Linked DNA regions of Homo sapiens: region 1 is linked to region 2. Evidence: chromatin contacts called from ENCODE Hi-C or POLR2A ChIA-PET data. All regions are on one chromosome and are shown on one strand. Each heading gives the region's core, a stretch centred on a gene start or an enhancer-like site at or near the end of the contact. The rest is flanking DNA. Distances are from core to core; before and after follow the strand shown. Region 1 holds the start of ZNF778-DT (ZNF778 divergent transcript). Region 2 holds the start of ZNF276 (zinc finger protein 276).

Region 1 (5,383 bases), core at 629-3,128, 500 kb after region 2:
GAAATAGGCTGGGGCTTGGAACCAGGACAGAGTAGAGAAGGAACAGCTAACATGGGACATGAGGTGACTAAGGCTGAACTCAGCCATCTGAGACCTCGTGGACCCAAAGGCATAAGGTGCTTACTATCCGCCCTTTGCCAACCTCTCCTCTGAATTCAATTACAAGTTCATAGGAAGCAGCAAGAAATGGAGGAATATTTAAACGTATCACGAGAAAACAACACCAAAGTCAATATGATAGAGAAACCACAGGGGTTGTTCTAGGTGAAAAGACATAAACGATGGGAACAGATAAACCTTGAAGGGCTCTTAGTCCCCAAAATACCCAACAGCGCAATGTTGGAAAAATGTTGAGAATCCTAGATATTACACAAAGTAGACAGTGGATGACCTCCTTCTTATTTTTTTATTTTTTTATTTTTTTGAGACGGAGTCTTGCTCTGTCGCCCAGGCTGGAGTGCAATGGCACGATCTTGGCTCACCGCAACCTGTGCCACCCAGGTTCAAGCGATTCTCCTGCCTCAGCCTCCCGACTAGCTGGGATTACAGGCATGCGCCACCATGCAAGGCTAATTTTGTACTTTTAGTAGAGACGGGATTTCTCCATGTTAGTCAGGCTGGTCTTGAACTCCCGACCTCAGATGATCCACCCGCCTCGGCCTCCCAAAGTGCTAGGATTACAGGCGTGAGCCACTGTGCCCAGCGGACCTTATTATTTTTAATTATTATTATTATTTTTTGAGACGGAGTCTCGCTCTGTCGCCCAGGCTGGAGTGCAGTGGCGCCATCTCGGCTCACTGCAAGCTCCGCCTCCCGGGTTCACGCCATTCTCCTGCCTCAGCCTCCAGAGTAGCTGGGACTACAGGAGCCCGCCACCACGCCCGGCTAATTTTTTGTATTTTTAGTAGAGATGGGGTTTCACCGTGTTAGCCAGGATGGTGTCGGTCTCCTGACCTCGTGATCCACCCGCCTCGGCCTCCCAAAGTGCTGGGATTACAGGCGTGAGCCACCGCGCCCGGCCTAATTTTAATTTTCTTAGATGAAATACTAATATTGTGGTTTCAGTAGGATAATGTCCTTACCCTTAACAGACGCTTTACCAAGTATTTAAAGGTTAAGTATCATGTGTGCAGTTTAATTTCAACTTACTTACACTCAAATAATAATTCACCGTAAGGTTTATTTATTGGGGGAGAGAGAAAACATGGCCCAAAGCTAAAAAGGAGTAAAACGATTGCAGTGGATATTCCTTGTAGCAGATGTTCACATTTTTATTAGATTCAGATTTTCTAAAGCAAAACGTGAGAAAAAATACAGTTAGTCGAAACACACTGTTCACCGTGGATTCGATTACTCCAAGACCAGCGGGACAACGGCCGCATCCCTCCCGCCCCGAGGGCCGGGCCTGGAAGTCCCGGCGGCGAGGGACGCGCGCTCCCGCTGGCCCCCACGGGCTAACTTTCACAGGGAGCTGCACGCCCGGGGCGCTCAGGGGTCTACCTTACGCTTCGGTCCCAACACAATGTGCCAGAAACAAATAAAAAACGTCAAAGCCGAAGCCAGATTCTCACAGAAACACGCCCTGTTCAAAGTGAAGGAAGCAAAGGGCCCCTCTCTCACCAGCTCCGCGGAATGGAAGCGCTGCCCGGGTCTACCGCGAGCGGCGGCGACTTTCCCTTCTGGAAGCGGTGCCGGGGGCGCAAGGCGCGAGGCAGGCGGGCGGGCGCCCACTCCCGGACCAGCTTCCCCGCGGACAGCCCGAGGACACGCGCGGAACTCTCCGGCGCCAGCACGCACCGCCGCAAGAACCGGATCAGCTGTAAGACAGGCGGAGGCGGGGCCGGCGCCGGAAGAGGGGCCGGCGCGTCTTTGGCGTCACTTCCGCCTCCAGCCTCCGGGCCGAAGCTTTGGCCTATGGTGCGGGGAGGTAGTAGTTTCTTCCGCGAGGGTGCGGGAGGGCCCCGGGGCGCCCTTGGGAACCGGGCTGGAGGCAGAGACAGGCCCGGAGGACCAGGCGGACGTAAGGATCAGGCCTCTGGACGCAACTGCGGAGCCGGAACAGACCAGGAGGGCGCGGTTGGGCGGGTACAGCCAGGAAGTGCTCGTCGCGAGCGCGGCCCGCGGTTCGGTCACAGCGAGAAGCCCGCGGGTGCTGGGAGTGCTCGGTCTTCTCTCGATCTCTGCAGGGAGTCACTGGCCCCGTTCCTTTTTATCTGTCTGAACATCACGCCGAACTTTTAACAGTTGATTCCACTGCATTTTCAATGTGGTATTTTTTTTTTCTGTAAATGTTCATCTATTTTTCGCTTCAAATATGCGTTTCTGTTACTTTTCTAATGTACCGTAGGAGCCAAGACCACCTATACTACGTTGCAAAATAGCACTGATACCAGGGGTTCTCCCAAGGTTCATTCAGAAATGTCACATGATTCCAGTAACAATACGAAAAGGTTTTTTTTTTGGAACCAGGCATATTGATCCTGGAGTTCACATGGAGGAACAAATGTCTCATAACGCAGACGACGCGGACAAACAAAAGCGCAATGCCCGACAGATGCGAAAACAGCCTCTGTCATTAAAACTGTGTGCTAGTGACACATGAACAGGAAACAAATGGAATATCCAGACATCAACCCAGTAACATGGAAATTTGGTTCATAAACATAATTTCAGAGCGGTGGAACAAACATGCAGTTTATAATGAAAGGTGCTAAGACAAATGGTTAGCCGTCTGAGAAATGATGAAATTAATTCTGGATCTCACAGGGATAAACTCCAAACGGATCAGGAGTCTAAATGTGAAAAACAAAACAAAACCACATGTGAAGTGTTCACGTGATTTCGTGGCTGATTAAGAAACAAGATGTGCCCAGGAGGTGGCGGTGGCGCACAAGCTTTGACAGGTTGGAGGGTGAGGGAGTCTCACGCACCATGAGATTACCCACAGGCTTCGAATTGGGGGTCACTACTCAGAAAAGAGAAAAAAATGAGCGTGGGCGGGGGGCGCGCAGAGAACTCCCAGAGAAGAAGGAGATCAGACAGGGGGAGGGCTGACGTGACTAGATCACGTTTCTCAGCAGCCTGACAGGTGTCTGAGTCACAAAGCTCTGAAGGGCAGCAACGGCTTGCAGTCTTTAGAGCCCCAGGATTTATCTTATCTATGGCTAGCAGAGATTGGACACAATTTCACGAAGTATACAAAGCAACCACATGCTAAATGGTTCAACACTATGAGTGTTTGGGATGTGTTTTATTTATTATTTATTAATTTTGATACGGAGTCTCCCTCTGTCGTCCAGGCTGGAGTGCAGTGGCACGATCTTGGCTCACTGCAACCTCCGCCTCCCAGGTTCCAGCTATTCTCCTGCCTCAGCCTCCCAAGTAGCTGGGATTACAGGTGCCCACCTTGTAATTTTTAGTAGAGACGGAGTTTCACCATGTTGGCCAGGCTGGTCTCAAACTTCTCACTTCAGGTGATCCACCCGCCTCGGCCTCCCAAAGTGGTGGGATTACAGACGTGAGCCACTGCAGCCACCGTGCCTGCCCTTGGGATATGTTTTTTTTTCTTTTAATTTTGTTTTGTTTTGTTTTTTTGAGACGAAGTCTTGCTCTGTCGACCAGGCTGGAGTGCAGGGGCACAATCTTGGCTCACCGCAACCTCCGCCTCCCAGGTTCAAGCGATTCTCCTGCCTCAGCCTCCAGAGTAGCTGGGATTACAGGCACGTGCCACCAAGCCCAGCTAATTTTTGTATTTTTAGTAGAGATGGGGTTTCACCATGTTAGCCAGGATGGTATCTATCTCTTGACCTCGTGATCCTCCTGCCTCAGCCTCCCAGACTGCTGAGATTACAGGCGTGAGCCACCGCACGGATATGTTTTAAGTAACTGAATGTATTAAAATTTGACTTTGGCACCAGCAGGCTATTGTGAATAATGTTGCTTTGAGCATCGTGTGCAAAAATATCCTGGACCCTTGTTCTCAGCACTTTTGGATATATATGCAAAAGTGGAATGGCTGGGTCACATGATAATTCTGTCTGATGTTTTGAGAAACCACTGTCCTGTTTTCCAGAGCTGCTGCACCATTTTGTATTCCCATGAGCAGGTGCACAAGGTTCCAACTTTACCACATCCAGCCAACAGTTACCTCCTATTTAATGGCTAAGAGCCATCACCACCGGGGTAATGTGATCTCACTGTGGCTTTTGTTTTCATTTCCCTAATGTTTAGTTATGTTGATCATCTTTTCATGTTCTTATTGGCCATCTGTTATCTTCTTTATTATAAGTCCTTTTCTGAATTAAATTGGTTTTGTTGTTATTCTTGAGTTATAGGAGTTCTTAATAAACTGAATATTAATCCTTAAGCAAACACAAGATTTGCAAATATTTCCTCCCATTCTGTGGGTTTCCTTTTCACTCTCATGATTGTCCTTGGATGCACAAAATTTGTAATATTGATGTAGTCCAATTCATCTAGTTTTCTTCAGTTGCCTGTGTGGGTGATTTCATAACCAAGAAATCATTTCCAATTCCAGTGCCATGAAGTTTTTTCTCTATGTTTTCTTCTAAGAGTTTTATACATTAGCGCTTACATTTAGGTTTTTGATTCATTTTGAATTAATTTTTATATGTGGTATAAAGTAAGGGTCCAGCTCCACTGTTCTGCATGTAGATATCCAGTTTTCTCCAGCACCATTTCTCCCCCAGGCTCTATTGAGGTACAACTGACAGATTTAAAAAAATCATATATACTTAAGATGTGCAATGTGATGATTTGATGTATGCACACACTGTGAAATGACCATGATCAAACAGATCTACACATCCATCCCCTCAGCTAGGCACCTTCTTTTGAGTGTGTGGTGAAAATAGTTAAGATCTACTATCTTAGCAAATTCCAATCATCATACAATATAGTAGTATTAACTAAAATCTCCATGCTATACATTACATCCCAGATCTTACTCATCCTTTAACTTAAAGTTTGTACCATTTGACCAACATCTCCCCATTCCTTCCACCAACCCCATCCTCTGGCACGCAACATTGTACTCTCTGCTTCTAGGAGTTCAGCTTGTTTGGATTCCATGTGAGGTTACATAGGATTTCCTTTCTTTTTTTTTAAAAAAAGGCTAAATAATCGTGTGTGTGTGTATGTGTGTGTTTGTGTCATAGTTTTGTTTTGTTTTTAGAGATAAGATCTCACTCTGTTGCTCAGGCTGGAGAGAGTGCAATGGCACAGTCATGGCTCACTGCAGCCTTGAACTCCTGGGCTCAATCATCCTCCTGCCTCAGGATCCTGAGTAGCTGGGACTACAGGCATGCACCACCACACCTGGCCTTCTTTTTCAAGATTGGTTTAGCTAATTGAACTCCACTGA
Region 2 (5,199 bases), core at 2,700-5,199:
TTCTTGGCTGGGCGCGGTGGTTCACACCTGTAATCCCAGCATTCTGGGAGGCTGATGCAGGTGGATCACGAGGTCAGGAGTTCAAGACCAAGCCTGGCCAACATGGTGAAACCCCATCTCTACTAAAAATACAAAAATTAGGTGGGCGTAGTGGCGCGTGCCCATCATCCCAGCTACTCGGGAGGCTGAGGCAGGTGGATCACGAGGTCAGGAGTTCGAGACCAAGCCTGGCCAACATGGTGAAACCCCATCTCTACTAAAAATACAAAAATTAGGTGGGCGTGGTGGCACGTGCCCGTCATCCCAGCTACTCGGGAGGCTGAGGCAGGTGGATCACGAGGTCAGGAGTTCGAGACCAAGCCTGGCCCACATGGTGAAACCCCATCTCTACTAAAAATACAAAAATTAGGTGGGCGTGGTGGCATGTGCCTGTCATCCCAGCTACTCGGGAGGCTGAGGTAGCGGTGAGCCAAGATGGCACCACCGCACTCCAGCCTGGGCTACAAAACGAGACTCTGTCTCAAAAATAAATAAACACATAGATAGATAGATAAGTAGGTAAATAAATAGATAAATAGGTAGATAAGTAGATACATAGATATACAGATAGGTAGGTAGATAGAGAGAGACAAAGAAGTAGGAAGATAGATAGGTAGGTAGGTAGATAGATACACAGATAGATAGAATTGTTCTCAACACACTGCATACAAGTTTACAGAGCCAAGCAGCTCTAAGATGTGACACTCACAATCCCGTTCCTACCTGAGGCCCCCGAGCCGCACTGTCTCATCTGTGCACCCGTATCTAGCTAAACTATCTGGGTAGCTGTGTTTCTGTTTGGGACAGAGTCTTGCTCTGTCACCCAGGCTGGAGTACGGTTGTGCGATGTCGGCTCACTGCAACTTCCGCCTCCCAGGCTGAAGTGATTCTCGTGCCTCAGCCTCCAGAGTAGCTGGGATTACAGATGCCCACCACCATACCTGGCTAGTTTTTGTATTTTTATTAGCGATGGGGTTTCGCTATGTTGGCCAGGTTGGTCTTGATCTCGTGACCTCAAGTGATCCACCCACCTCAGCCTCCCAAAGTGCTGGGATTACAGGTAGCTACGCTTTTCGGAAGCTCCCCTCAAGACTCAAAGTGGGAACTGAGTGCTCAGGTGGGGACAGGTGCACAGAGCACACACAGGACAAGAGGCCGGAGGGAAACTGGCCCTGGCCCTCCTAAAACAACATCCAGGAGCAGCTGCACCAGCCCACAGTGCTATGGGTTCTGGGGCCCAAACAAGGGCCTTGTGTTTCCCCTCAGCCTGTCAGCAGAGAAAGCTGCGCCACACTGGCCCACACCAGGGTGTCACCAGGCGGCTGGCTGAGTGCCAGGAAATGACCTGCAGCTGGCCCAGGGCAGCAGCCGCAGAGGCAACGGCCATTCTTTTCTCCCACATCCACAGACAAGGCCCTATTCTTCCCTCTTCCTCAGTCCCCTCAGCCCCAAGCACAGGCTTAGAAAAAGACTCGACGGCTGATGAGCGTGTCTCCACAGAAACTGCTGGAACAGAGCCCTGCTCACAGAGGAGCAAGAGGCGGAGACAGGCTGGCCGCCCCTCCCTGCTCTCTGGATGTGGTGAGCAGCCGCAGGCAGAAGCCCCAAGCTCTGCTCCTTCTCACACCACACCCCAGCCACCACCTAGAGCAGTGGAGACATTCACTTTCTGCTGAAAACCCTGCCCCACTGAGGAGCACACATCCTGGTCTAGCACCAGCAAGAGGTGCCTCCTACCTGGGGCCCTGCAAAGGGGCAGGCTTGGCTGAGGTGGGAAGCCCGACCTGGGCCCCACCGCGTCGCTGTCCGAAGGAGGCTGGGCCACATCCGTGCTGGGCAGGGTCTTGGTCTCAGCCCCAACTGGGGTCCCTGTCCCTCTACCCTGGGAGGTCTGAGGGGCATCCCCAGGGTTCCACCCTCGGTGCTGGGGCAGCCGTGGCGCCGTCTCTTTGTCCCATGGCCACTTGACTGCCAGCGCACTGTCCAGCAAGAAGGCCTTGCAGCTGGAGCTGGTATCCATGGTGTAGTCGTGGCCCTGGTCGCAGCCCCACACGACCTGGATGACGCCGCAGTACTCGGAGGACAGTGTCCTCTGAAGGTGGGGCAGGGCCCCGCAGCTGGCCGCATGTCCATGCACCCACCCCACCAAGCCGTGCAGGCACTGGGGGCTGGATGTGATCAGATCCACTGCAGAGAGTCAACAGAGATGTCAGATCCACGGCTGGTCGGCACCCAGCCCACCCTCCACCGGGGGAGGACTCACCCAGACACGCTCCCTCCTCTGCCCCTGTTGGGGGCTGGGCACCGACCCTGCAAAGGATCAGTGTGGCCATGAGCAGGACAAGCAGGCGGAGGTTCACAGCGCTCGTCGTACGGGACCCTCTCGAGATCTCAAACCTCAGCGGTCCCCATAGGCAACTTTCTCTTCCCTCACCCCAGCTCCTCCCAGTTCATCTCTCCACAACAGTCCCAGGGCTGTTGGCACTGAACCCGGGCATGGCCCATTCCCCCCACCCAGAGGCTCCCGCGGAGGCACGCCCTGTCCCTCTCTCAACACCCGTCACACTGCAGTACTGACAGCCTGAACGTGCTCTGAACAGACTAGGGCGTACTTTGCACAAGGCTTCCGGCGACCAGCCGGGGAGGCGTTGACCCTCTGCAGGAAGGACTTGAGAAGGCTGTGGCACTGGTAGAACTGGGCGTGGCAGCTCTTGCAGACAAACGGAGACAAGGTGGGGTCCTGGCGGACAGCCACACCAAGCAGGCGCTGGAAGTCCCGTACGAGCACGCGCTCCTCTGCGGATGGCCTCTCCATGCTCGCTCCAGGCGCCCTCTCGGAGATGCTGCGCAGGCTTCTCGAGGAAAACTTCCCGTGGCAGAGGCGACAGTGACCCATGGCGAGAGCCCGGCCTGCTCCTGCACAGAGCGGCAGGAAGTGTTAGCAGCTGGCAAAGGAGGCTCCTGAGCACAGGGCGTCCCGGACTCCAGGTCCGAGGGCAGCGCCTGCAGCGCCCTTCGCGCGGCTCCCGGACACAGCAAGCGGCTCGGGCGCGCGGCTCTCGGCGGGACAAGCCGCCCTGTGGGGGATGTGGCCGCTGGTCCAAGAAATCTTTCAAATTTCAAAGGCCTCTAAGGCCTCTCCAGCGAAGCAACTTCAAGAGTGAAACCTGGAACTGCACCCTCCTCCCAGCGACCGCGAGACCCGGGGCAGGCGCTGCGCCCTCCAGGAAACGCCGCGGTTTCCTGTCTGCCAATTGCAGGTGCCGCCTCCTTTCCGGCTCCGCGAGGGCACGAAGCAGGGGAGGGCGATTCCCACGCGCGGGCACCCCAGGGCGACCTGCCCGCGGTGACAGCGCTCCTCACGCCGGGTCCCTTCTGGCCGAGCCCGCGGCCGGGGAGGCCGGGCCGGCGACGCCGGCGTCACGGAGCGCGAGGAAAACCGAGCCGGCCGCCCAGCGCCTATCCCGACGCAGCCCCGAGTCCGCTACGCCCTTGGCCGGGTGGAGGAGAGGCCGCGCCGGCTTCCGGGCGTCAGTGCGGCTCCTCCCACGAGCAACCCCTGCCGCGACCCCAACCCGCCACGCCCGGGCCGCGGACCCACCTGCCTCGTCCGCGCCGTCCTCGCCCGCGTCCCCGCAGGACCCCACCGGGCCCCAGGCGCGCCGCGCCGTCGCCCCGTCCACCCTCGGCCCACCGCTAAGGGAAGGGCGGCCCCGAGTCCGGCTGACGCCGCCGCCGCCGTCCGAGGCCCCGCACTGTCGGGACGACCCAGGAGACAGGAAGCGGCCCAGCCGGTCCCGCTTCATGGCAGCGGAGGACGCCAGCAGAATCCCGCGGGTGCTGCCCGGCCCGAGGTTCCTAGAGGACCCGGCGTTAGGCTCCGCTCGGCGCGCTGGAAGCGAGGCGGGGCGGGGGAGGGGCGGAGCGAGAAGCAAAGCGAGGCGGGCGGGGCGGGCCAGGGGCCAGGGGCGGGACCCCGCCGGCCGAGGTTCCACCCGCGGTGCCAGCGCCCCCGCTCGTACCGCTCCCCTCTCGGGCCCGAGGGCGGCCGTGCCCGCCTCTGTCGCCAATGGAGCGCTGGCCTGGGGCGGGGCGGTGGGCGGAGGGGCTCGCCGACACCTCACGACGAGTCCTCCAGGGAGAGGCGACGCGGCCCTCACCGCCTCTTACCGTGGGAGACGGAGGCGCGGGGCGGGCAGGCGCCGGCGGAGGCCACGCGGCGCGCAGGTGGCGGGCGGGCTGCAGAAAGGGGAGGGGGGCCGGGGTCTCACGTAGAGAGGGGCCTGGCTGCCGCGGTTAGACGCCCATGGCAACTCCGTGAGGGGCCCTTCTCGCCAGCCCCGTCTCAAGACGGCGAAGAGGCCCGGCTCCGTCGCGACAACCCACCCGGACTCTGCCGCCCCCGCCACTAACACCCGTGGGGCCCGCAGTACGCGCGGAGGGGGCCCGTCGCCGGAAGTGCGGCCGCGTCCCTTCCTGCGGTCCGCTGCTCGGGCGGCTCCAGCACCAGCGCCGGCTGCGTTCCGGGCCTCCGGTCGCCCGTCCAGCCCCTCGGCTACCGCCGCCGCCTCCCCCGCTCGGCGCCATGGCCGCTGCGGCCGGGGACGGCACGGTGAAGCCGCTGCAGAGCGCCATGAAGCTTGCCAACGGGGCCATCGAGCTGGACACCGGCAACCGGCCCCGGGTGAGGCGGGGCGGGGGCGGGGCTTGGCCGCTGAGGGTGGCCCCTGGAGGGACCCCCGCCCGGGGAGGGCGAGGACGGGGCCGGCTCGGGCTGGAGACTTGGGAGCGGGCGCCAGCCGGGATCCCGGGCCGCGGTTCCCGGGCGAGGACGGGGGCGGGGCGCAGCCGGGCGTGCAGTGACCTTGGACAGCTCAGATCCTGCGGACCTTGGCTTTCCACTCCGCTCGCTGAGCCGGTGCATCACAGCCTGGGCTCCACCTGTAGAGGAGATGTAGCAGGAGGGTCCGCCAGGCCACCTTCCAAAATCCGAGTGACGGGCAGGTCCGTGCGTTCGTGCATTTTTCTGGGCAGAGATGGTAGATTTAATCCGGTTGCCACAGGGGACGGCATGCAGAGAAGGCCACATACCTGCTCATTTGTGATGCTGTTTGCAGTCGTCTTAGGAAGGAAAAGCAGGCCGGAGGGGTGTGGCCCGTT

What was found. A loop is a pair of places that touch in the nucleus more often than their neighbours do. ChIA-PET counts read pairs that join two places held with the same protein, here RNA polymerase II (POLR2A). Pooled maps may share reads with other maps.
Region 1: a loop to region 2 is called in a pooled map, with 21 times the contacts of the local background. The contact joins the promoter of ZNF778-DT here to the promoter of ZNF276 in region 2. A Hi-C loop is called at or near these places in 10 of 50 pooled maps. POLR2A ChIA-PET finds 5 or more read pairs at or near these places in 2 of 52 experiments (H1 and activated CD4-positive, alpha-beta T cell).

What each region holds. Positions count from the first base shown.
Region 1 is chr16:89,214,148-89,219,530 of GRCh38, reverse strand. It overlaps ZNF778-DT (ZNF778 divergent transcript), which reads left to right and starts at 1,878. Exons shown (of 1, transcript NR_186410.1): 1 at 1,878-4,371. It overlaps ZNF778 (zinc finger protein 778), which reads right to left and starts at 1,828. Exons shown (of 7, transcript NM_001201407.2): 1 at 1,621-1,828. RefSeq lists enhancers at 412-941, 942-1,472, 1,997-2,046, 2,996-3,290.
Region 2 is chr16:89,720,287-89,725,485 of GRCh38, reverse strand. It overlaps ZNF276 (zinc finger protein 276), which reads right to left and starts at 3,949. Exons shown (of 11, transcript NM_001113525.2): 1 at 3,641-3,949; 2 at 2,652-2,955; 3 at 2,303-2,349; 4 at 1,777-2,226. The coding sequence starts at 3,845. VPS9D1 (VPS9 domain containing 1) reads left to right here and starts at 4,588. Exons shown (of 15, transcript NM_004913.3): 1 at 4,588-4,723. The coding sequence starts at 4,625. RefSeq lists silencers at 3,322-3,781, 3,862-4,981.